Regions from separate parts of the Mus musculus genome. Here region 1 is linked to region 2. A link is a loop called in an ENCODE intact Hi-C map of the cell type or tissue named here. Cell type or tissue: heart. All regions are shown on one strand. Each heading gives the region's core, and the rest is flanking DNA. Links, peaks and the distances in the headings are about the cores only.

Evidence for each region. A loop is a pair of places that touch in the nucleus more often than their neighbours do. Peaks named below come from ENCODE experiments on the same cell type or tissue, not always from the same donor. Only the 100,000 strongest peaks of a DNase experiment are listed, where the experiment ranks them.
Region 1: a loop joins it to region 2, with 2.1 times the contacts of the local background. A loop is called at or near these places in 1 of 42 quality-filtered maps.

What each region holds. Positions count from the first base shown.
Region 1 is chr6:134,097,307-134,109,598 of GRCm38, forward strand. The region is part of intron 1 of Etv6 (ets variant 6); the gene reads left to right. Among named protein-coding and RNA genes, the nearest start is that of Gm46978, 7.6 kb to the right of the region's middle. In heart, for the core only: no CTCF peak of the experiment used is centred there; no DNase peak of the experiment used is centred there; H3K27ac peaks cover 214 bases.
Region 2 is chr6:134,178,112-134,190,403 of GRCm38, forward strand. The region is part of intron 2 of Etv6 (ets variant 6); the gene reads left to right. It overlaps Gm52920 (a long non-coding RNA gene), which reads right to left and starts at 8,402. Exons shown (of 3, transcript XR_003956529.1): 1 at 8,299-8,402; 2 at 4,885-4,955; 3 at 1-1,014. In heart, for the core only: a CTCF peak has its summit at 5,661; a DNase peak (open chromatin) is centred at 4,590; H3K4me3 peaks cover 1,060 bases; H3K27ac peaks cover 4,647 bases.

The DNA of each region.
Region 1 (12,292 bases), core at 2,646-7,645, 81 kb before region 2:
ATTTTCTTGTGTTTTGCAAATTGTATCTTGGGTGTTCTATGTTTCTGGGCTAATATCCACTTATCAGTGAGTGCATATCTAATGACTTTTTTATTATTGGGTCATCTCTCTAAGGATGGTATCCCCCAGGTACCTCCATTTGTCCAAGAATTTCATAAATCCATTGTTTTTAATTGCTGAGTAGTACTCCATTGTGTAAATGTACCACATTTTCTGTATCCATTCTTCTGTTGAGGGACATCTGGGTTCTTTCCAGCTTCTGTCTATTATAAATAAGGCTGCTATGAACATAGTGGAGCATGCGTTCTTATTACCAGTTGGAACTTCTTCTGGGTATATGCCCAGGAGGGGTATTGCTGGATCTTCAGTAGTACTATGTTCAGTTTTCTGAAGAACCTCAGACTGACTTCCAGAGTGGTTGTACTAGCTTGCAATCCCACCAGCAATGGAAGGATGTTCCTGAGTCCTGTGACTTAAACATGAATATAGAGGATTACTCCTCAGAAGTCCTGATGCTATGTCATTTCCTTGCATCTGGGTCAGCACTTTGGAGGAAGACATGAATAGTGTTGCCCAACTGTTCCCCCACAGCCTCTCTGGGTGGGATTGCATCTCTGACCACTTTCTACTCTCTCCCCTCCCCCACTTTCTGCTTATTGGTCTAGGCTCCAGCCAGCATTCTGCCACGTTTTGTTGCCTGATATCAGTGACGGTAATTTCCCTCCATTTTTTCCCCCTAGTTTTGTTTAGCCCTCAGGTGGAGGTTTGAGACCTGGCACCCAGAGAAAGTGAAGAATGTTTCTTGCTGTGCCCAGGCCTTATTACATCCTCTAATCTGTCTTAAAGTATATAAGTGCAGTAGATAACATTCCATATATGCTTGGAATTTAGCAGTTTAATCTGATCAGTGACTTTTGATGAAATGTCAGCTACAGTGGTGGGAGGTGGCCTTGGGTCATCCCTTCCTACAGACATGACCTTGGCAAATATCACAAAGACTTATCAGTTGTACCCTAGATTAGTCAGGATTCTCCAGAGAAGTAGAACCAATAGCAGACTTTTATTGAAATTGGTATCAGTAGATTAGATAGGTGTGTATGTGTGTGCGCGCATGTGGGCATGCGTGTGCGTGTGTGTGTGTGTGTGTGTGTGTGTGTGTGTGCGTACCTGTACAGAGAAGGAGAGATTGATGGACACAGAAGTTGGTTCTTAAAGGATTATCTCATGACCTGGTGGTGTTGGACGACTGGAGAGTAAGGGGAATGTTGATGTTGTAACTTCAAGTCCAAAGGCAACTGGAAGGCTGGACTCCCTGTTCCTCAGAGGACCTCAAGTCCTCATCTCTCAAGACCGTCCACTGGTTGGGTGCAGCCTACCCATATTACAGAGAGTAATGTTGCCAGTTAGAGTTGGGGCTATAGATAGTTAAGGTGTATAATACTTGCTTAGCCTGTACAAGACCCTGAGTTTATGAATTCCTAGTACCACAAAACAAATCTATTCATCTGTTGATTTTGATGTTCATTACACCAACAAAAAGTATCTTTATAGAAGTGTCTGGCTGGTAATGGCTCAACTATGGATTATTCTGACCTAGCAGGGTTGACATGGTATTAACATCGAATGTCTCTTGGCTTGAGTGGGCATCCACTGCTGACCAGCGGTCTCCAGCATGTCTGTCTTTTCTCTAGTTTTGCTTCCTTGGCTGCTTCCCCGACCCCCTTACTTTGCTCTTTCCCTCTCTGACACTACTCTTTCTTTTTATTGCCTGATGTGGGGCATGTGCGGAGTACAAAGTAGAACAACTCCATAGGTGGTTAAAGATGTTGGGAAGGGGGCAGATCTTGAAGTTAGTCGGCTGGGACACGCAGATTTGTGATGCTAGGAAATGGTCCTGCTTTCCCTGGGATCTGCTCAGTTACCTCTGAATGGTAAGTGGAATGGTAGTATTTCTCTGTTCAGTTCTTATGAGCTGACACTTGATTTGATTATCTGTGTTTGATAATTAGGATGTTAGGATTTTTTTTAAAAGATTTAAGTCATTGTATTAAACTCCTTCAGTTGGTTGTTGTTTCAAATGTTTTTGTTCTTTGAGACAGGGTCTCACTTGGTAGCTCAGGCTGGACTGGAGCTTAGGCTCTTCCTGCCTCAGGCTTTCCAGAGTTCTTCATGTTGTCTAGGTTTTCCTTTGAGACTAGGTAACGTATTTTACGTAGTTGTAAGCCTCTGTTTCCATGGGCATCTACTGGCTGTGCCTACTAGTTAGTCCCTTCTACTGTTTCACACCAAGCACACTCTGGCCTCAGAGCCTCTACGTGCTGTAGTTCACAGAGCTAAAATAACTACGTGCCATATTCCTTGAGTTTAGTTTCAGGCGTCTGTTCAAATGGTCACCCCCACCCCTACCCCCTCACTCCCCAGGAAAGGTATTCTTCAACCTCCTAATACAGAGTCATGCGCACTCTGGATCTCCCCGCTGCTTTCCTTCCCTTGTTTCTCCTCAGAATTCTTACCAGATGCGATACTTGTTTTTCTGCCTGTCCTCCCAGTAGGATAATGGTTATCCACCTCAGGTATTCGTTGGAAATGACTTGGATGGTGCTTAAGTCTTGATGCCACACTATACGGCAGACATTCAACTAGAGACACTGGGGGAAGAGATTTAGGTGTTAGCATTTCCTCATACCCCAAGATGACACCTGTGCGCAGCCAGTGTTCGGAGCCAGTGCCCTTGCCTGGAACCTTGTGATGAAGAGAATACGGAGTGGCGTGTTCTCAGCAGCAGCAGCAGCAGCAGCAGCAGCAGCAGTGGGGAGTGGATTTGGAGGGCAGTGTCTCAGCCCCTCCCTGACCTACCAAGGCTACTTGTGCTTTAGGCAAGATCCTGGATGATTCATTAGACAGAGCCCGAGAAGCCCTGTACTAGAATAGAATGTAAGTCAGGGACTTCATTTGGCTTGCTGCTGCGTTTTTGAGTCGCATACCACTTTTATGGAATGGCTGAGTAAATGAATAAAAAATTGGTGATGAGAGCAAGTAGTTGGTAAGGAAGAGAGAGGTCAGGGAAGATGAGGCAGTGGACCGTGTTCCCAGGCAAAGGTAGACCAGGGTTGCCTTTCCTTGTCCTCAGCTCTGATTAGTACCCACCAGTCTTGGGCATCCCTTCAGCTTCCCTTCAACTTGCTGGCTTCACCAGAGTGACAGCTGACTAATCAAAGATATTGTGATAATGAATTGCCTAATGACCCAGTCCTGCTTCTCCTCTCCGAGCATAGATTTGATTAGAGGCCTGCTGAAACCAATTAACCAATTAAGTAAATAATTCAGTAAGACTTTCTGGACTGCCTACTGTATGTGTAGTTTAACGCAGGCCCAAGAGACAAGAAGCTAAGGTAGGGAAGACGTGACTCTTGGCCCAGCTGTAGAGACACCATGCAGGTAAGTTATTATAATTGGAAGGGAAACAAATAGCCAGTGATATAACACACTTGTAGATGTGTAGGTAGATTGCCACCCAAGGTCAAGAGTAAGGGATTGACTTTATGAGAGGGACCAGAGTAGACCTGTTGGCGGAGAGGGAAGGGGACATTTGAATCTGTCATGTGAGAGGCTGGAACAGAGGGCAATAAGACATGCTTGTGGGTTTGATTGCCACAAGGATTGTTAGAAGGCAATGAATATATTGAAGGGCAGTTCTGAGTATAAAGAAGTCGACTGTGGCCTGTGGGAGGTGGATTGGAGATGGGAAACTGGCCTGGCCTGACCCAGTTTGAAGATGAATAAATATAACATAGAAGTTAGATGATGAAGCCACGGTCTTGTACAATGCTGCTAGGAATTCTTGGAGTGATATGAAATTGTTTTAAATGACTCTATAAGCATATAGACTGGAAATGGCAGTATTATGATTGTAGGTTATTTATCTTTCCTTGTCTGTCTGGTCAACAGGACTATGAAATTGAGCCTTCTCATTTTCTTAGAGCTTTTGAGTCCAGAGTATGATTGTCTTGACTCTTACTTTGAGGATGATGAAAAGTCTAAGGAACAAAATGATCACCATGACTAGAGCTCCTTCATGATAGGCACCAGTCACCCTTTCCTTGGAGACACTGTCCCAAGACCCACAGTGGGTGCCTGAAGACACCAATAGCATCAGATATTGTGCTTGTCTGGGTCACTGAAATAAAGTGACTATTTTTTCCTTCCAAATATACCTGTAAATATTTTTAATTGGTAAATGAGGCACAGTAAAATATTAATGAATAATAAGATAATTATAACAACATAGCTTACAGATTACTTAATTCCAGGATTTTTCCATGTGACATTTTTGGTCAACAGCTGACCACAGGTAACTAAAACTGAAGAAGAGGCACATTGCAAATAAGCATGGGAACTGCTGTTTACTGTCATGACGTTTATAGACACAGTGTCATCTACACTACTCACCACAGTCCTGTGAGATAGGGGATGAAGTACTTTTAAAGGGCAAGGAAAACCGAAGCTGGGGAGGGCAGGTAACAAACATACCCACAGTCACATCACTGACAAGTGGTCTTCTGGGCCTGGAGCCCAGCTCTGCCTCTCCTAAGCTCTGCTCAGTGGCTGTTCTGTCCCTTTGATTCCGGCCTCATTCTCCCTGCCCAAAGAGAGTTAGCCTTAAAAGGGCAGCCATGATTTTTCTTATTTTTGGGATGAAGTGGAGTTTTGATGGTCTGAAATGGAAGGTTTCTGACAGCTGATTTCTTTCTATAGCTTTTCTCACCATTTCACAGTGTGATATTGATATTTGAAAGTAATGAAGTTAGGATCTTTAAAATATACCTAAAATTTGGAGATGGAATTGAAGCAAAATAACCCAAATGGGAGAATTCCCTTTTTTTTTAACAAAATTTTTTATTAAAGCTTTTAATGTACATGTTTGATATGGGATGTGCAGATACAATATAAGGATTTTTACACACCATTATACTTATGCATGTATGTGTATACATCTGTATGTGTGTATATGTATTTGTGTATGTATGTTTGTATGTATAGTATGTGTGTATGTATGTGTTTATGTAAACATACATGTCATAATACACATGGAAATGAGAGGTAAACTTTGTGGAGTTGGTTCTTCCTTTCCAAATCCCATGAGACCCAGAGATTGACCTTATAGGTAGTCAGGCTGGTTGGCAGGCATCTTTGCCCACAAAGCCATCCCACATTGGAGCACATCTATCAGGCTGCTGAGTCACTGAATCAAGTTCCTTACAGTGATCAGTAAGGACTCCATAGCTTCTTGCCCTAACAAGCAGGAGAGCTTTGGAGAGAGCTGCTTCCTTCCACTTACAGTGGTGAGCTTGCAGGCTTGGTGAGAAGGAAGTTGCTAAGTTCTCTGGGCCTGTCACTGAAAAGCATTACCCTGTCTTCAAAGATGATTTGAAACCAAATACGTGGAGATCATGGCTACAGGGTGATGGAGTAGGAAGGCTTTTTTTTTATTAGGCCCCACTAAGACCACCTGACCAGGCTGAGTCTCTTATGCCATGCTCACATCTACACTGGTGTTTGTATTAGTATTTAAAAGAAACTGCCTGATTTTAGGAAATTGGTGGATATGGGCAGAATGGAACTGGTTCCTCTCTGGTTCTAGGAATACTCTGTATGCTGTTGGATGCTCGTCAAAGCGGTCTCTGGGTATCTAAAGCGTCCCCGTTGCTCTGTCATGTGCCCTAGAAGGGATCACACCTGCTTCCCCCCAATTCTGTCACTGTCTCATTTTTCTTTTATATGAAGGGTGAAACCATCACTGGAGCCATCGTATGGCTATGCTTATTGTTTCGTGGATCTGTGTGATTTGGTGCCATTTTCTAGTCATCAGAACCATGGGCACCTTAGTGGCCTTGAAGCTCTTATACTCAGTTAATAAACTGCCCAGCCATTTATCCCAGTCTTCCGGCTATGGAGAGGTACCTTGTAGACTAAACTAACTAGGTGATTTTGATGGCAAGGGTCCATCCAGGCCAGGGCCAGTTTGGGAAGCAACAATCCTCATTTGTGCAAGTGTTTGAAAAGGCAGGTTGAGGGTGCTTGGAGCCATCCAGGGACACAGATAGCATCCCCCAAGTGTAGAGAAGCCTCTGTTGGCCTTTTGGTCTCTTTTCTGTCCACGGTATGCTGGCATTGCTCTTGTGCTCCAGTAGTCTGCAGGGCTACATTTTCTCCCTTTTACCAGGAATCAAGCAACCGACTTCGCTTTCCCAAGAGCGGCCAGATCAGGAGGGAAGCCAGCCGCATCTTCGGCTTTGATGCTGATTGCTTCAGCTCCCCTCTTTCATCACCTACTAGGATGCGCAGGTGGCACTAAATGACACATAGCCCATAAAACATATCTGCTTCCTGCTGATCTCAGGGTTCTGGAGGAGAGGCCATGAGCTGGGATTAAGATAGACTGTAGTTACAAGCAGGAAGCTCGGCACTGTGGAGTACTTATGTCTACTAAGTACATAGATCATTGCTCTATTTGATAGCTGTTTTGCCCCGATATACTACAGTATGTTGTAGGATGTGTCTGTGTGTCTGTGTCTTTTGAGTAAAGCACATCCAACCATTTCTAGCTGTGATGTCAAGAACATTAATAGAAGTCTTGATCCCATGTGCCTGCAGGTGCTCATAGAACAGTTATGGTAGCTCTCAAAGAAACAGTGTCAAGTGGTAGATGGTTCAGTGGTAAATTACTCTTTGCCATGCAGGCATCTGAGTTTGTATTAACAGAGCTCATATGAAAACCCCACCCATGTAGTTCCAGAAACAGACAGGCCAGTCTGGGGGCTCACTGGCCAGCTAGTATAGCTAGCTCCTCAGTGAGCCGTAGCTTAAGTGAGGCACCCTGTCTCAATAAATAAGGTTGGAAGGGACTGAGCCCCTTTCAGCCTCTGGCCTCTAGTTGTCCATGCATGAGCTGGTCTCTCTGTGTACATGTGTGCATGTACAAACACATGTGCACACACATATGCACACAGGAGTACACACTCGTGTATGGCAAACGGAATCATGGGAAATAAACCACCTTCTTGTGTACTGACTTCTTTGACATACTTTTCTGAGATTGCTTCATAGAGGATATACTGGGAGTTTGCCTCCACCTTCTAGCCTGTGATGTAGAGTGGCCCCCAGATTGTCCCAGCTTCTGGTTCTGAGCATCCTCAACTATTGTAGCAGACCTTGAACCCTGTGGAGGCTCCAGACAGTAGACTTAAGCACTTGGGCCTCTGGGGAACTGCCTGGAAGTAGTGTTCGAACAGCTCTTTTTAGCTCCAGCTGAACAGATCAAACAAACAGAATGCCACCCTACAGACAAATGCCTGTGAAGGGGGAAAGCTACCATGCTTCAGAGAGAGGGAGAATATGACTGAAATTGAACAAGGCCATAGTTAAGGATTTTAGAAAGATTCAGGGAGGTTTTTTTGAGAGGTGGTGCCTCAGGGTACATGTTATTCTGTGCCGTTGAGAGGCCCTTGTGGTTCCCCATCAGTCCTGGCAGGTCTGCCACATTTCAGGCCCAGTGTTACCCCCATGCGAACCAGCTTATTCACCTCAGTTCCTAGCTTCCCAGCAGGCTCGAGCATATCCCTGCTGCTTCCCCAACTTGCTAGATGGTTCAAAGAAACTGACCAGCTGCCTATTTGGTGGGACCCAAGCAAACTGCAAGTCTCTGTGTTTAAAAATGATGAAGAATTTTTAGGACATCCACAACAGAACATTACAACAAGCACAAACAAGTGCAGGGCCCCTGAGTGGCTGTGTGGGTCATACCCACAAAAGCGGTGTGGTGCTCAGACCTGTGTTCTGCGCAGGAATTGGTTTTTGAGTTTTTGTGACTCTCATCTTTGTGAGGGCCTCTGGCACCTGGGACCTGTGATTCTGGAAGTCATTCCAACAGGAATTACCTGAGGCCAACCGAGGCTGTATGGAGAGTTGGTGTTTGCTTGGGGGAGTCTCTGAGGATCATGAGTATGATTTCACTGGCATGCAACCAGGGGCAGAGCAGAGTAAATCAAATAAGTTGAAAGATTACACGGAAGAAGTTGACATGATCCTAAGGACTGTTCCTGGAGTCTGCAGGTGTGTAGCACCGCAAAGCTGTCCTTCCATAAAGGACAATGCTCCTTGCTCTCTCTGACTTATAACCTTTGAGCAATGAGGTGCATAGAAGACATTGCTGCAGGCCCTAGACCTATGGAGGATACTGGTCTTTTAGCTTTAGAATGTGATAGAGACAAGAAGCGCTATGCATAGATATACGAAGAGAGACATTCTTGTCTCAAATCAGTACAACTGCTTGTAGTGTTTTCTGGCACGGAGCCAAAGCCACACGGACTTGTTTTTTCCCTCACAAACGAACAGTAATGAAGTAAGTTGGCCTGCAGTTTGACAAGGCTCTAGATAAAGATGCATTTGTCTGTGGACAACAGTGTTCCTTGTAGTCGCAAACATGCACGTCGTGGCTTTAATTTTTTTTTCTGGGTACATTGTAGTGTTGCGGGAAATATCCAGACTGGGGAGAAGGGCAATGACAGGTTGTTAGTGCAGTAAACCGGTGACGCTGAGGCAGGGGCCTGGAGGAGCAACAGGAAAGGGAAGAGAGATAGATGGTTCCACCTCTGATGTCTCCCCTCTTCTCTCATGAGAGGGTATTGGTGACTTCCCTCCCTTAAGTAGGAAGGTCATGGGCACCAAAGACTTGTTGGCCTTAAGCCATCCGGGAAGTGAGGGAGTTTCTCACCAGGGCCCGGGCTTCCACCATGCAGGAAATGCTGGTCTGCTAATCACTAATCAGAAGCATAAATGGGACAGTGTCCGTGTGTACAGATTTGGCAGAGAGGCAAAAACTGGCGGTTATTTGTATTAGTGATTACTGAAGGGGGAAGAGTTGATACCTGGAGATATTATTAGCATGTTCAGGCATAGCCTGAAAAGTCCCAAAGAGCCGTCAGCACAGCCGTCCCCAAAATCAGCTGCGGGAGCAGTGTTCGAGACAGTTCCTGGCAGAGGTAAGAACCCGTGTCTGAGTCTCTGTGTGCATGGTGTAAAGGGATTTGGGCTCAGAAGGGTAGAAAGACAGTTCTGTGTTCAGATCTTATGGCAACGTAAGAGATCTGGGGCTTAAAATTCTCTAAGCCCCGTTTTCCCTGTCTGTAAAACCAAGGTTAAAAAAAAATGTGCCTTACACAAACTGTTTAGAGTTGAGAAGGCAGTGGTTCTAAAATACGGTGCTGATGGCCTCTCACCCAGCATATGGCTGGCACACATCACAGGGAACGGCAGCTTTCTTATCTTCCTTTCTTGACCATGAAGGTGCAGTTATTCGTTTGGGGTGTCGAAACGTGGCCTGGTGGGTTAAGATGGGATCAGCCTTCAGAGCCTTTTTGTAGGTGGTCAGAGTTACCTTTGACGGTGAGAGTTGTGAATGCTGTCATTGCAGGGTTACATCAGGAAATTCTAGACTCTGAACATTGTGCTTCTGTTTGCTCTAAGACAGGACAAGGCAGGCTTAGTGAGTCTGGTCATTAGAGACAGGGAGCGCATGAGAAACTGAAGCCTGTGCTTTCTAGTGTTTCATTTCACCCAGTAATGTTTCTTGTCCGGCCGGCCGTTTGCCTGGACTGCTAACAAGGAGAGAAATCGACAGGTGTGTTTCCATTCCTTGTGTTCCCTCCTGCTTGTCCTTAGGAAAGGTGCTAAATTCAACACAGCATACTAGTGTTGAAGAAGAGAGGCCCTGTCATGCATGTGTGAATAATTGAATTCTCTCTAGCGAACACAGACACACCCTCCAGGCATTGTCAGAGTCTCTGCACAAAAGCAACGCTGTCCCTCTTAGGTTTCATTTTTTTAATAGGTAGGTTTGGTACAATATAGCCCTCTATGTCCACCCTCTGATGTTTGCATGTTAGGAAGGGGTCTATCCATTCTGGTTCTAGCCAGGACCTTACCTGCTGCTCACCAGCCTGCCTACAGTGCAGTTTAAAGGCAGGTAACTCAAATGCTTTCTCTACGGACAACGAAAATCGAGACCTTCTCTTCCAGGACCAAATCCTCCGTCACTCCCTAGAGGAAGGAAAATGGATGCTCCTTGTGTTCTGACCTTGCCCATCACTAGGCTCGGCCCATTCCTGTGGGGAAGCAGTGTTTCATACCCTACGTGACTTAGCTGGTATGTGGAGCGACGCTTCAGTTAGTGCCGTGGCGCTCAAGCTCTGTTGCCCGTCAGAGTCGCACCAGTGGTGTCGTACGGACGTTTGTGTGAGCCCTCGCCTTGAGGTTTTGTTTCAGTAGCTGTGGGGTGGCAATCTGCGAAGTGCCAAGTTCTAGAGGCTTCACTTTAGAGCTGTGGGGTGTGACGGAGGTGACAGAATGAACCCAGAAAGCAGACTGCCTGGCCTGAGTCTGTGAGTTGATGATCATCGTCACTTGGCACTTAACGTCATCTTTCTCATTTGCAAAACAGGAATGCCGTTGTGTCTCGGGGTTGGGAGTATGACATGAGAGAGTCCTTCAGATATTGCTGTGCCAGCTATTCAGTAGCATGGCTCCTCACAGGCTCCCTGTATGTTAATTGTCTCTGAGCACTTAAGGCCTGCCAAAGACTAAGCATTCACATTGCTAACCCCACTCCCTCCCTTCTCCTTGCCTCCCTGACTTCTTCTGTCCTCTGTCTCTCTGTAGCCCTCCCTCCTTCCCCTCCCATTCTTTCTTGCCACGGGAAACAGTATCATAACGCAACTAATAAAAGTCTAAATGTAAAAAGTGATATATGCGTTTGTTGTCCTTAAGTGTGACCTTTGGACGTAGGCGCTCTGTGAGGACAGTCTACCTTTTTGTGTCTTTTATCCAAGAGTGGGTACTGGACACCTTATTGGAGCTCCATGGGAATTTATTGCATATCGGCATCCCTACAAGCCAGTCCAGTTTTCCATCGGGGTCCCTTGTAGTCCAGTGTCCCTCCCTCAGGTGTCCTTGGTTATCACCTTTGTAAGTTCAGTGTCTGCTCTTTCCTTCTCAAGCTGCAGATCCACACATACTAGGATAGGTGGCGTTGTCAACCACAGAAGATGTCTTAATTTTATTTGTTGACTGTTGCCTGAACCCCTCTGTGAAGCTGAGGATAACCCTAAACTCCTGATCATCCTGTCCTGTCTCTGCCTCTCAGGTGCTGGAATAACAAGCCCGAGGCACCATGCCTGGCTCTTAAGCATCTTTGAAACGAGTGGCATTCCCTGGGGTAAGGTATAGAGCCCTTGAGAATGTCCAGGAAAAGAATGGAGCTTTAGGAGGGTGAACTCATATGCCTCAGTTTCCTTAGGGAGACACCTGGACCCTAGTGGGCTTCGCAAAGACCTCCACCCCAGCACTCAGCCTAAGGGATGCTGTGTGTTGGCTCTTCCCATGGGGAAATTGGCTTCCAGGCTTCAGAGAGTTTTAAACTCCCAGCTATAATGTAGGTACTTCATCTGTTAAGCTGGTCAGTCCGCCCATGTCCTCCAGTTACTCCTGAAGCTCAGGTTTTCCCTGCTGTGTCTTGATAGGTGCTGCCTTTACAACTCTTTACATCAAGAGTTGAGGGTTTTGTCTGGAGTCTTCTTGGCTGGAAACTCCCAGCCAAGGAGTCTATACAGAGGGTTTGGAAGGAAGTTGTGGGGTGTGGCTATGGATCTTTAGTATTTGGAATTAGCCATGTAGAGTGGGCCTGTGCCCATCAGCCCTGGGGGAGTTTACATCCAGGCTTGAATCTGTAAACCACATGGGGTTTCCAGGGCTTGTTTCCTCCTGGTTTCTCTTTGCTTGCCCTGAGCTGAGCATGAAGTAAACATGGATTGAAGATCTAGTATGAGCCAGTAGGGTGTCAGGAAGTTTTTATTACTGTCCTGTGCATTGCTAGAGGATTGGCTTGGGGTAGGGGTTGGGGGATAGTTCACCTTACCAGAAGCACACAAGCAATGTTAACTTGGAAAGTCATAGGAACTTCCTTGGATGTGTCTGTAGTGGATATATGTATGAGCAAGACTCTTGAAAGCTTACACACACACTGTGTGTGTGTCTGTGTGTTTATGCGGCGTGCTTGGATGCACTTGTGCCATGGGGTATATGTGGAGGTCAGGGAACAACTCTGTGGAGTTGGTTTTCTCATCTTCCATCTTTATGTGGGCTCTGGGTATCAGGACATCAGGCTTGTATGGCAAGAGCTTTATTTAACGAGTCGACTGCCCACCCTCCAGAGCTTCTTGACTAGGTGACTTGCATT
Region 2 (12,292 bases), core at 2,690-7,689:
TTGGCAATCTATAGCTTCTGGGGAAAGCATTATCCCCCATGCTGGATGACCTCAAAATTAAACTTCTTTTAGTGTAAAACTGCAATGAATCCTGTAAAACAGTAGATTCCTATATGGCATTTTTAACATCCACAGTGTTAGTTATCCCTCACTCTGCCCTCTCCTTCATCACCTTCTACCCCTCTCCCCACACAAATCTCTCTTCTCTTGTTGGTATTTTTGAAACCAGGTTAAACCGTGTAGCGCAGACTGGCCTTGACCATGCATCCTCCTTCCTCAACTCCCAGGAGCTGGAGTTCAGGACACATACACCTCTAGTTTGGCTTTTGTTTACTCTCTACTCTGTTTTAACTCAATACCTGGTGCTCTGTGTCCCTCTATCCCCATTTCAAGTTAACAGAGCCGCAGGCCCTAATTGAAAATCCTGGTCATCTTTGGGCTACCCCTGGAGAAGATGACCCACATGTGCATGTTATTGGGACACCATTAAGTAAATGCCAGCAGATTTGGAGCTTGACTATGCAGATTCCCCAAAGGTGGCTGTGTACGTCTGTTGACTTCCTCGAGGAGCAGCGGGAAAACAGAGACAGGAGGTCATCACACGTGTGTTCTTTTGGTCTCCGTCTGTAAAGTCCCAGTGAACCCCACCCAGTGATTCTCCTGTCAGCTCCGTCTGGTTCTGCTAGGATCAGAGCACATGCTGTAACTGCCATGATAGGGAAGGAACCCAGACTCCAGGTGTTCCAGATGTGACTGGTGCCACCAAACCCCCGTCCCCTTAAGATCTTGCCATGTGAACCTGCAGTTACCTCTCTGCTGTCATGACTGGACAGTTAGCATTCCTCTTTCTTGGATCTGTTGCATAGACCACCACTAACTGACTGGTCTGCCTCCATTGACTGGTCTGCCTCCATGTTTCTGGTTTGTTCCCTTTCTTCTTCTCCACAGGCCTGGTTGTTATTTCTTGTGTTGTCTTTGTCTTTGTGGGTTTACGTCTCCTCAAAAGTCTCTTTTCTGTTATTTTACAGGAGTTTGGGAAAGAGAAGAAAGCTAAAATTAACTTGGTCCCCTGATGAATTCTGACAGTCTCTCTGCCGTAGGGAGAGCGCCCAAAATGCACGTGTTCTTACATATATCAAAGTAGAACTTCTGAGGCAGGGACTCTTCCTCCACTGAAATTACTATCATTATTGATGAAGAGCATTGATGGTGGCTTTCCTTAGATATTTAACTCCTGCCACTTATTACATAGAATTCTTATAAGCTGTGGCTTAAGGGGCAGGTCCTTGTCACTTTGTTGGTAACCTTGGTTAAAAGAGGTCAGTGGAAAACTCAGAATTAAACCCAGCTAGGTATTCACTTTTACACTAAATTCCTATATTTCAATGAAGCATTCTTCTGTGAGTTATTAATAAAGTACTTAGCGTATATAGAGCATTCAAAGCTGAGATAGCACATATCCACCCCCACCCCCAAATACCCCCAAACACTGTGATTATAGAAGTGTGCCACCACACCCACAGTGACATGACAAATCTACCTCATGATCTTGAAAACAAATCCTGTGTTCCATGTCAGCCATACTCGGTCACAGTCTCTTGGGTGAGTTCCAATATTGAGACAAAATAGAGCTTCAGTTTTTTAGGAAATAGGTAAGCAAGGTGTTTGGGCAGCCTCAGGGATCGGGCATCACTGATAGAATTTAATGTGCTGAAGTTGGTGTAGGAAAGTGGTACAGTTAATAAAGCAAAGGAGGAAAACATGTGAGCAAAACCTAAAGTCAGAGTATTTGGACACAGCAAGGAAATAAAGCAATACTATGTATACATACACATATATAAATATACATATACATGCATGTGTGTATATATACATACATATACTCGTGTATATGCATATGTACATACATATATGCATATGTATCTATACTACACACATGCGTGAGTGTGCACGCGTATACACACACACACACACACACACACAATGTATAAAACCTGGAAACCAAGGCCCTGGTGGCCCAGCCCAGAGCAGTTGGCGGTACACTGCCTCTTTCTTTGAGATGTTTTCCCTCCTGTTTAATCAGCTCCCACCTGGTGAGAAGAAAATGCACAAGAGGCTCCCGTGGGTGGGTGCGCACTCCTGGTCTCCCACTGCCAGGCACACGAGTGTTAGCCCTCCCCACTCAGTGATGAGTGACGCTGAAGCTAATGCCTGTCTCAGAGTCGGGTCTCCTCTGCTAATGGTGCTCGATTCTCATCTGTCTGCTGTGAAACCAAACTGAGCTGCTGAGGGAAGGGAAGGGGGCTGGTGGAGCATCAACTTTTATTTGTATGTAAGTGACTTAGAAGGCTCTCAAAGGCGAACTTAAGTCATGATTAACAGCAGCTTTTTGTTTAAGTCGGTGTTGGGACAGTGTTTTGATACAGATCATGTCTGGGAGCTGAAGGGAGGGGTGGGAGACGCACACTGCAGAATGGCCAGGTTTATGCCTCTGAACATTTACATTTTTAAAAGTAGCTGGTGCGGTGCCACAAACATGGAATCCCCACACGTAGGAAGTAGGGGCAGAAGGATCAGGAATTGAAGGCCAGCTTTGGTTAGAGTGTTGATGGGCACCCTGGGCTACGCAAGTGCCATTCTTCAAAACACAGAAGCAAATTCTCACACTTTCTCCAAGTGTGGTGGCATACAACTATAACCCGAGCATTTGAGAGGATGAAATAGGATCTTGAGTTTGAGGTCACCTTGCTGGTTCACAAGGCAAATTGAAGGCCACCATCTAAAGGAGAAAAGGTGGGGAAGGACAGACTGAGAGACGAAAACAGGGTGGAGAAGCTGATGTCTGGGTCCAAGAAGTTCATCTTTATCATTTTTTTTAAGTTTTAGTTCAAATTCGGTCTATATTGTAGGGATAGTGGATAATGATACACTTGGTAATAAACACTCAGTGGGGACCAGGTGCCAGGTCCTGTCCTGGGCACCTGACACCTGATAATTCATTTAGCTATCACAGCTCTCCATTGGGAAGGATCTGGTATAATTAATCTCCAGATGCAAGGCACAGTCACTGAGGCACAGATATCTGTCTTGCTCACTTATACATTTATCGAACTTGGAACACTGCCTATTAGGTCACTATAGGGTCTGGGCTTGGAACACGTCATGGTCCAGGCAGAGGAGGACCAGGCATGGGATCTTAGACATCGAGTAACTTTATTAGGGGGCTCTTTGAGGTGAGTTTCAAGAACTGATATTAACCCTACAAATGGACGGTGCTATTATTGTCTTTAGCTAGGATTCGACCCAGGTCAGAACCTAGCAAAATGGTTTCTGTCTCTTGAATATCGCTTATCCCAATTGCTTAGAAGCAGAAGTGGTTCAGAGTTTGAGGGGTTTTCCCAGATTTTTTTTTTAAATATTTGCATATATACAATAAAACATCATGGAGAACAGACACAAGTAGAAACACAAACTCCGCCTCATGTATTCTATACAATGCCTAATTGCCATTTTATACTTTATGGAAGTTCCCGGCATCGGGACTTCAACGGTCACCTGAGGTCAGCTGCGGAATTGCCTGTCTGTGGCCTCATGTCAGCTCTACCTTTGTTAAATATCCCCCAAAAGAAGCTCAGAGAAGGACAGTTTTATTTGGCTCCCATGTTGAGGGGATACAGGTCATCATGGCGGGGGGCGGGTATAGCAGCAAGAGCCTGAGACAGTTTAGCTCACTTTCTCGTCACTGTTCAGTCTGATAATGCTGCTGCCCACATTGAGGGTTGGTCATTCTGCTCTTCTGGAAGTAACCCCACCGAGACCCTCAGAGGTGTGTCTCCTATGTGCTTTTAAGCCCTGTCACGTTGACAACTGCTACAAGACTTGCAAACTCTGTAGATGTAGGGAACATTTTGAGTCGTAGAGTGTGTGGAATTGGGACTTTTGGAGCAGGCATGCTTATCCTGCCTTCGTTTGCTCACTTTTGTCGCTGAGGATGCTCTGAAGCAGGACCAAGGATGAGGACTGAGTCTCTTCCCTGTTACCTGGTGTAGTCCTGTGCTATGTCCACGCCCCAGGCCTGGCCAACAGAGAAAGCCAGGAAGGGTGGAATAGGAGAAAATAGCACAGGGTGGTATGGACAGCGGGGAGATACATCCGCCTACTCCACTTCTCTGCCTCCCACTTTTCCTTTCTCCCTTTCCCCTTCTTCAAAAAGAAGTGGAAGCTGAGCTCATCCCAGAGAAATCTAAAATAACTGTCATGAGAAAACGGCCCCTCTGGAAAACGCCTTGTTCTCCCGCTGTTTGTAAATGTGAACCGCTCAGCAACTGGGCAGCTGCGAGGGTATAAATATAGCCTCAGCCCTGACGCCGGCTGAATCCTACTTTCTTAGAAGCTCGCTGGGAACCCACGGAAGTCAGGGAGCGAGCAGTAAAGCTCAGTCAATCCGTCAACCTCCTCTCTCTCTCTCTGTTTCTCTCTCCATCCTGGCCCTTAGTGTGGGTGTGAGGATAGAAGTAGCTCTGAGAGTGTGCTGGAAATAGCCCTTGGCACTGGATGCTGGTTAAGCTCAAAGACATCGAAGATGCTTCCTATATAGCTGCCCCCTGCCTGACCCTTAGACCTGGGCTATTTTGGCCATTCTGTGATCTCAAGAGCACGCTCTCAACCCAGCTGCTTGGGCACAAGCAGGTTTTCCAGCCTGAGCTCTGTCCGGGCACTTGGCGCCTCTCCGCTACCTCTGCACTCAGATATCTTATTCTGACTTGACTCAGCTGTCTAGAGCCCGGGGTTTAAAAATAGCTCTTGGTGCTTGCTGCAGAATGAAGGGACAGAGAGATAGCCTGGGCACAGGGAGGTCAACACTTGGGGCCCCTCTCTTCATACCTGTAGGCTTCGTTGGACTGGAGTTTTTAGTTTCTTCAAGTTGACTTCTAGACCGTTGGCCAATCACGAGGCTGCACGAGAAAGAAGAGATCTCTTAATATTTGTGGGTATTGGGTATTGATATTGTTTGGAGTCTACGCTATGGCAGAAGAGAGTCATTATTTTCCTTGGTGGTTCTCAGAAACAAACGGTACCTAGTTACCTTTCGGTGTAGACAGCAGAGTCGTTTAGTGTTATATTTATTTGCTTTCTCTTTCCTGTTTGGTGGTAAATGCTTGAAGAAGAGAGCCATGTACTTTCATTGTGTCTACCCACAAAACTTCAATAAATCATTTTACACAACTTAATGTGCTGCATGACCATTGAACTGACCACAATAACATTCGTTTAAGGCCCATGGCATTCCATTAGCAGATGGTGTGAATACTACATTGTTCACATCGTTCATTGTGTAGAGGTGGTGTCCAGCAGCAGTCTAAGAGAACTGTGTGTGTGTGTGTGTGTGTGTATGTGTGTGTGTGTGTGTGTGTGTGTGTTATGGTTTCTGTAGAACTAACTGAGCTACCTCTATCTATTTTAAAACATTTTTCTGAGGTTGTTTTTATTTTTTTCAAACTGATCCTCTTAGCATATTCATAAACATAAAGCAGGATCAGCAGGATCTGTTATTCAGCTCATCAGAATACATTGAAATTGCTACATTTAAGCCTGTATTCATTAGGGAAGACCTCGAAGGTCAAGGGCTAGGTTCTATCTGTGCCCTGGTGGTGGCATTGCCTCAGTGCAGTGTGAACCATCTTGGCCCCAGTCCCCATCCTTGGAACTGAGGCTCAGGTAGCGGGAGCACTCTAGCTGCCTTTTGCCCTGGTGATGAAGCGTGGTAAAAAGGACACTCTCCGAGGCAATTGGGGCAAAGAAGCCCAGGTAAACATCTGCTCCAGCACACTGAACTAAGGTTTGATAACACACCCCTCCTAATCATCTCTAGCTATCGATGGCATGGGCCAGACCCACTCTTACTCCCGAGAACAAAGAGAACCACCCCTAGTCTACAAAGGTATATACAGTGGAGTCAGCCACTTCACAGCGTTGTCTAAGTCAGAGCAGGGAAAATGTGAGTGTCAAACGGTGCTGGGTTAGGCACAGAGTAAGAGCTAAGTAAATGCTGGTTGAGAAGGAAACGGCCCCTGACTCTCGAAGCTGAGCAAAGTCACACCCTGCATTTGATCTCTGTGGCCAGAGCAAGTTCATTCCCTCGCCTGAAGATGCTCACATTACCCTGGCTACATTCTTTTATGTTTTTTTTTCCCCAAAACTGAAATGCAGTTTCACAGAGATGACAGGCAGCACCCTGGCCTCCAGTTCAGCCACCTGAGAGAAGGTGGGGGATGAGACCAGAAGGTGGTCCACGGTTATAATGCACTACCTCCCCCCACACACAGCAGAAAGGAGAGAGGTGTCCCGTTTCTGACCTTCTGGTCCTCGGCTACTGTTAATGTTCACCTGCTATGTGTGAATTCTTATCTCAGGGTTAAGTTCTTACTACCTCTACCCTTTCACCCAGCCCTCCTGGCCAGCCGCAGCTCATAGCTGGGTCGTGCTGCTCACACTTAGAAGGTGGGGAAACAGTCTGGGCTCAGTAGGGCTACAATGATTTATCTGGTGTCTGCATCAGACTATTAAGTGGCTGACTGAGGATCTGAAGCCAAAACCTTCTGATTCCCAACCAAGGAAGGTATGAATCAAACCATGGAAAGACACACACACACACACACACACACACACACACACACACGCCACCACCACCACACCGTCATTATGTCTACAGACCCTGAAGACAACTATCATCTCTCATGGGGCAGTCTACCACATCATTCACTGCTTTATCCAGGGCTCACCCACAACAGTCAAGGATGCACCAAGGCTGTGTATTGCCAGCTTTGGCATCTGCAAATTTTCTTTCATTTTCATAAACTGAGAAAGTGTCAAGGAGTAATTCCATGATAGAGCTTTACCCACTGCCTTGGGGGGCGGGGGGCGAGTTGAGACAGAGCTTCCCTAGATATCCCTGGCTGCCTTCACACTTGCTAAGTGGGCTAGGTAAGCCCAGTGGGAAAGGTTGTCAGGCCATAGGGGCAGACAATCAAGCATCTCACTATGGCTGGAGTTCAGACATGGCCATGAATTGAAGACGGAGCTTTAGTTTCTGTCGGCCTTACCGGCTGTGACTGGATTACAAGAGTGCTCTGATACTAGCTCATTTTATATGATCTGTTTGTGGATTTGATGATAGAAAGAAAAGAAAACCCCTTGCTTTTTATTACCATACATGGACAAAATTCTGAGGTTGTCCTTCCAGGCTTTCCTTACCCACTAGCTATTATTTGGCATGCACAGTCCTTTGTCCTAGGATTGCAAAGACAAAAAAAATTGTTCCTGCCCTCAAGGGACTTGTTCTCCCCTGGGGAAGACAGATTGGTAACCCCTAAATTAGAACGCAAAGCATTTGGGTGAGATTTTATTATGTCTGTGGCCCACCCGTAGGAGAGAAGCGACTGATTTGAAAAAGGAGGCAGGTATCTGAGGAAAGTAGAAGTACAGGTGGTCTGAGGACAGCAAAGAGAAGGGAGGGTATGCGCTTCATTTGCAACCCTCACAGGGAGCGGATACATGGAGCTGAGGAAAGTGAAGCTATAAGAAAAGCCTAAGTGAGAGGGCAGCCATGAGAAGAGCTTTTAAAGGAAGGATTGTAAACAGCAGTAGAGGGGAGGAATAGGGCCCGGCACTCAGTTTGGTGGTGGTGGTGTTTATAGTGGTAGTGGTGGTTGGTAGTGATGGTGGTAGTGGTAGTGGTGGTAGTGGTAGTGGTGGTAGTGTTGATGGTGGTGGTGGTATTTTTTCTTCTTTTTATTCAGTTCCATCTACTGTAATTCTAGATTAGAGAGAAGCTACCAGAATGTAAAGTGTTCATGCCCCTTGGGCAGCTCTTGCCTCTTCAAGAAAGGGTACGTGGTGCCTCGAGGCAGAGATCTAAACACTAACTCCCAAAGACACATTATATCCTGGCATCATATGTTTTAAAAAAAAATGGGAAAACTTTAAAATCTCAGTCATTTCAAGCCATATTTATAAAATCCAGCCTTTATGCAAGTATCTCTAAATGCTTTGAAATGGGCCTCTTAAAATAAATCTGCATACCTTCATTCTGTACCGCAAATAAAGTTTAAATGTTGCCTTCCCGAGCTGTGGCATTTACGTTCTTACGCTTGTCAGATCTCTGGAGTCCATTTTGCTAGTATTTGTTTTTCTTCGAGATAGGAGTTAATTTTGTCACAGTTTCTTCCCCTGACAATAACTGCAACTTTTTCCCCCCCTGAGGTAGCTTTCCCTCCAACCGTTTCTTGTTGTTCTTACCCAAGACTCAGTATCTGCCAAAACAAATGTAAGAGAGTGATAAGTGCTGAGAGGAATGTCTGTTGGACCACAGGAAATTTCCTGTTCAGGAAGAGATCTTGGGAACTTCCTGTGGAGGAGTGCATTATGGGACTTCTGGCTGCCTGCCCTTGACCACAGCTGCAATTAACTAAAGGCACCGGGTGGGGGGGCGGGGGGGGAGAAGAGGAGTCAGCTACCCACAGACCTTTATTCCACGTACCCTGAGGAGAGAATGGGCCAATGTGGGCTCAAAGCAAACCAACTGGCTCCTGTGTAATAAGTCACTCTGTCACTCTGTCTCCTTTGTGGCCTGCCCAGTCTTTTCACAGCATTCCAGATACCGTATCAGGGTTGTGAAAACCAACACTCAAAGTTGTGTTAGCCATGTTTACCCCTCTATGCCCCCCAAACCTGGGTGAGCAAGAAAGAAGCCTTGAACCCCACCAGATTGGAAACCCTTAGCTGGTTTATTGTCTACTAGTGGGCCTTATTCGGGCTTAGAATTCATGATGCTTCCCTCTGACTCCCTATCCCAGGGAAGACATGGAAGAGGAAAAAGAGGACACTTTGGCTCTCTGGCATACCCTCATTCCATTCTGACAACATGAAGGACGTGTTGAGAATTCTAAAGGAAAACTGAAGCACAGTGCTGTTCACAAGCAGGTTTCTGACCCATGATTCATGCCTTCCCTCCTGATCCCTGAGCTGGGCACTTCATCCAAACGCCTTTTCTTTATATCCTTGCCACCTTGTCTCTGGGGATCCATCTTGGAAGCGTCGGCACCCAGGCCTCCACTTGGTGGCACATGACATTTGAACCTTTCTGAGACTTTGGGGATTTCTGGCATTAGGAGGAGGGTTGAGCACGTTAGGGCTGAAAATTAACCACGTTCTGGTCCATGTCTGAATAGCCCGAGCTTCTGTCCTGAGTGCTCTAGATCATCCGTCTCTTATTCCATCTGCATCGTTCTCTGCTGGGATACACATCCCCTGTTCATACCCGTGGGTCATCTCTGAACAGGAACGAATTTCTGCGTTACAGTAATTTGTGTGTTCTTAACACCCATTGGAGGGAACTCCTTAGGACAGAGCTTGTTTGCCTTGTGCTATATGATTAATAAATTCTTGTGAGCTTGGATTGCATTGATTTTTTTTTTTTTAAGGAGGAAAGTGCCAAGGATGTCTTTAACGTGGGTCTTAAAAGGGCCTGGTGCTATTACTATGCTTGTGATACTCACAGTGACTAGGCTCTTCTTTGTTATTAGTGAAGGGGTGTGTGTGTGTGTGTATGCGCGTGCACGCGCACGCTTCCCTTTCAGCAGGTTGCCATGCCACAAGACTGCATCTTTGAGTTTCCATTCTCACGACTGCTTTTCTCTTCAGAGGTTGGATTGTCCTCTTCTCTCTTGCTGGTTCTCTTCTTTTCTGCCACAGATGCTTGGATGCCAGCCTGACTTTGTTACAGTCCTGTAAACAAAAAAAAAAGCCGTGGCATTGCCCTATCTTGAATTCCCCCAAATCCCTATTGGAAACTGTGATTCAATTTTTTTCCTTTTAAATTTTAATTATTTTTAATGTACACATAGAAATTGTTGATATTTATACCTTGTGTGTGTTTAGTGGAATGGCTGCAAGTTAATGAGTCTATTAGCTCACGTTTGTGTGTGGGGAGGACATTTAAAATTCTAAGGGATTTTCATGTATACAACGCATTATAATGAACTGAAGCCGCCATATTGGTGCAAGAGATTTCTTGCTGGCGATCGTGCTCCTGTCTCGCCCCCTACACACACAACCTGTCTCTGGATTTGTTTCTAATAGACTCTTGTTGTGTAGCCCAGGCAGGCCTAGAACTCAAATCATCTTGCCTCTCAGTGCCTTGAGTCGTGAGATTGCAAGCACAGACAGCATTTGGAGCCTTTAACCAGTATCTTCCTTGCCTCCTCTCTCTATCTCTCTGTCTTGCTCTGCTTCTATGACTGTCATGATTTTGGATTCCTTGTGCACGTGAGATCGTGTGATCCGTCTCTTTCTGAGCCTGGCTTATGTCACTTAGCGTAAGGTTCTCCAGGTTTGTCTGTCACATTGTCACATAATTCCAGACATGATGATCTGGGCCCACAGTCCTAGCACCTGGGAGGTGAAGGCAGGAGGACCAGGTGTTTAAAGCCAGTCCCAGCTACATAGAGCATTTGAGACCAGCTTGACCTTTATGAGACTCTATCATAATGAAAGCAAACAAAAAAGGGAGGTGGGAGGCAAAATATTCATGGGGAAATATTTGGAAAAAAATATTTTTACAGCTATTAATTTCCGGATTACTATTTAGTTGAGCCTATCCCCTGGTGTTATAACTGTATCTTAATTTTTTAAACTGAAAACAGAAATACAGTGGAAGCCCACAGTGAGGCCTGGCAGGGGGAGGAGTGTCCTTACTACAGCTCCGTGCAGTCTTGCTTTATGTTTCGGCAGAGGCTGCCAGCATCAGAATGTCAACTATGCACACAGAGAAACATAAATTAACTGACTTTGGAAGGGAACACACTGGACCTCAGATCTCACTTTTTTTTTTTTGAACCCTGACCTTTAGAAGAAAAAGACAATTTTTAAATTAAAACAAAACAAAACAAAACACTGTCTGAGTTAGTCCAATAAGCAGCTCTCCAGCTGTAGCTTACAGGAATTAGGCTTGTGTTTTACATATGAAAAACATGTCCTTTAGTTGGAAAAATGAATTTTTGGCTTTGGCGTTTACATTGTGTTGTTTGAAACAAGGTCTCTCTGTGTTACTCAGGCTTGCCTGGAACACCTAGGGTTAATAGCTGCTCAGACTCTTGAGTGCTGGGGCCGTAGGTGCACACCTGGCCCAGATCTTTTAAAATGTAATCTTGATGTAGTAACCCAAACCTCCCATTTCCTTAGCTTCCTTGTGGGTCATCGTTCAACTGTGCACTGATCAGTGTGGTGTTTTTTCTGGACACTTGGACTTGGAGTGATCCCCCTTGGGGCATTGCTAACTCCCCGTGGAGATAATATGCCACCATGCCAGCATTTGCTTTAATGAAAATGCAGTGATTTAGTCGGGGGGGGGGCTTGCATCATGGGTACCTAAATGTTTACCAGTATTAAGCTAGTGTGGTGACCTGTCTCATCTCATCTTAAAAATTCTGCTTGATGGATGGAAGAAGAGTCAGGCCAGAAAGGGAAGGCTGAGGTCACCAGCAGAGTCTGTACTCTGTACCGGTTGGGCCCCTTCTCTCCACTGTCAGCCTGGCCGGGGGTGAAGCTGCTGGCCCAGAGATGAAAGCGGACATGTGCCAGTGAATAAGCAAGTGTCTGAGGAATCCAAGGCCAAAGGAAGCAAAATACTCCATTGTTCCCCGCATCTCCCCCTTGGCGCCTCCCCCATACCCCCCTCCTCTGCCCACTCTCCTAGGCCAGCTCACAAGTGTCTGTGGGGGCTGGTGGACTCCCCATCATGGGCTTCCTCCCAGGAAATTTCCTGTGGTGGAAACTCTGGGGAAACTTCCTGTTGGGTAGGTTCCTGCCTGCGACTGATAAGGGGAACTGCTTAAAACCCCCGCCAGCCACAGCTGCTGTTAAAGGGTGGCATGGTCTTTCTGTTTCCTCAGTCTGAAGGAACAAGAAAGGGCAAGTAAGCAGAGGCCTCTGAAGTCTCCCCTGGCTAGAATATTCTGGAAGCTGAAAGTTCCACTTGGAATCCGCAAGTTCCTTCAGAGAGTTGGTGCTCATTGAAACATGCACTTTTGAGTATGGGGCTCTACAAACCTTCTAAAAAAAAACCCAGGTCTGAGTGTTTCCATATCATTTCCAAGCCTTCCTCTTAGTCTTCACTGTCATGCATCTTCGAGTTTCAGTGATAGTGTACAGGGAATTTTAATTAGTCCTCGCCAATTACAGATACAGTCGATGATGTGAACAAAGTGGTTCACATGATACCAATGTGTGAATC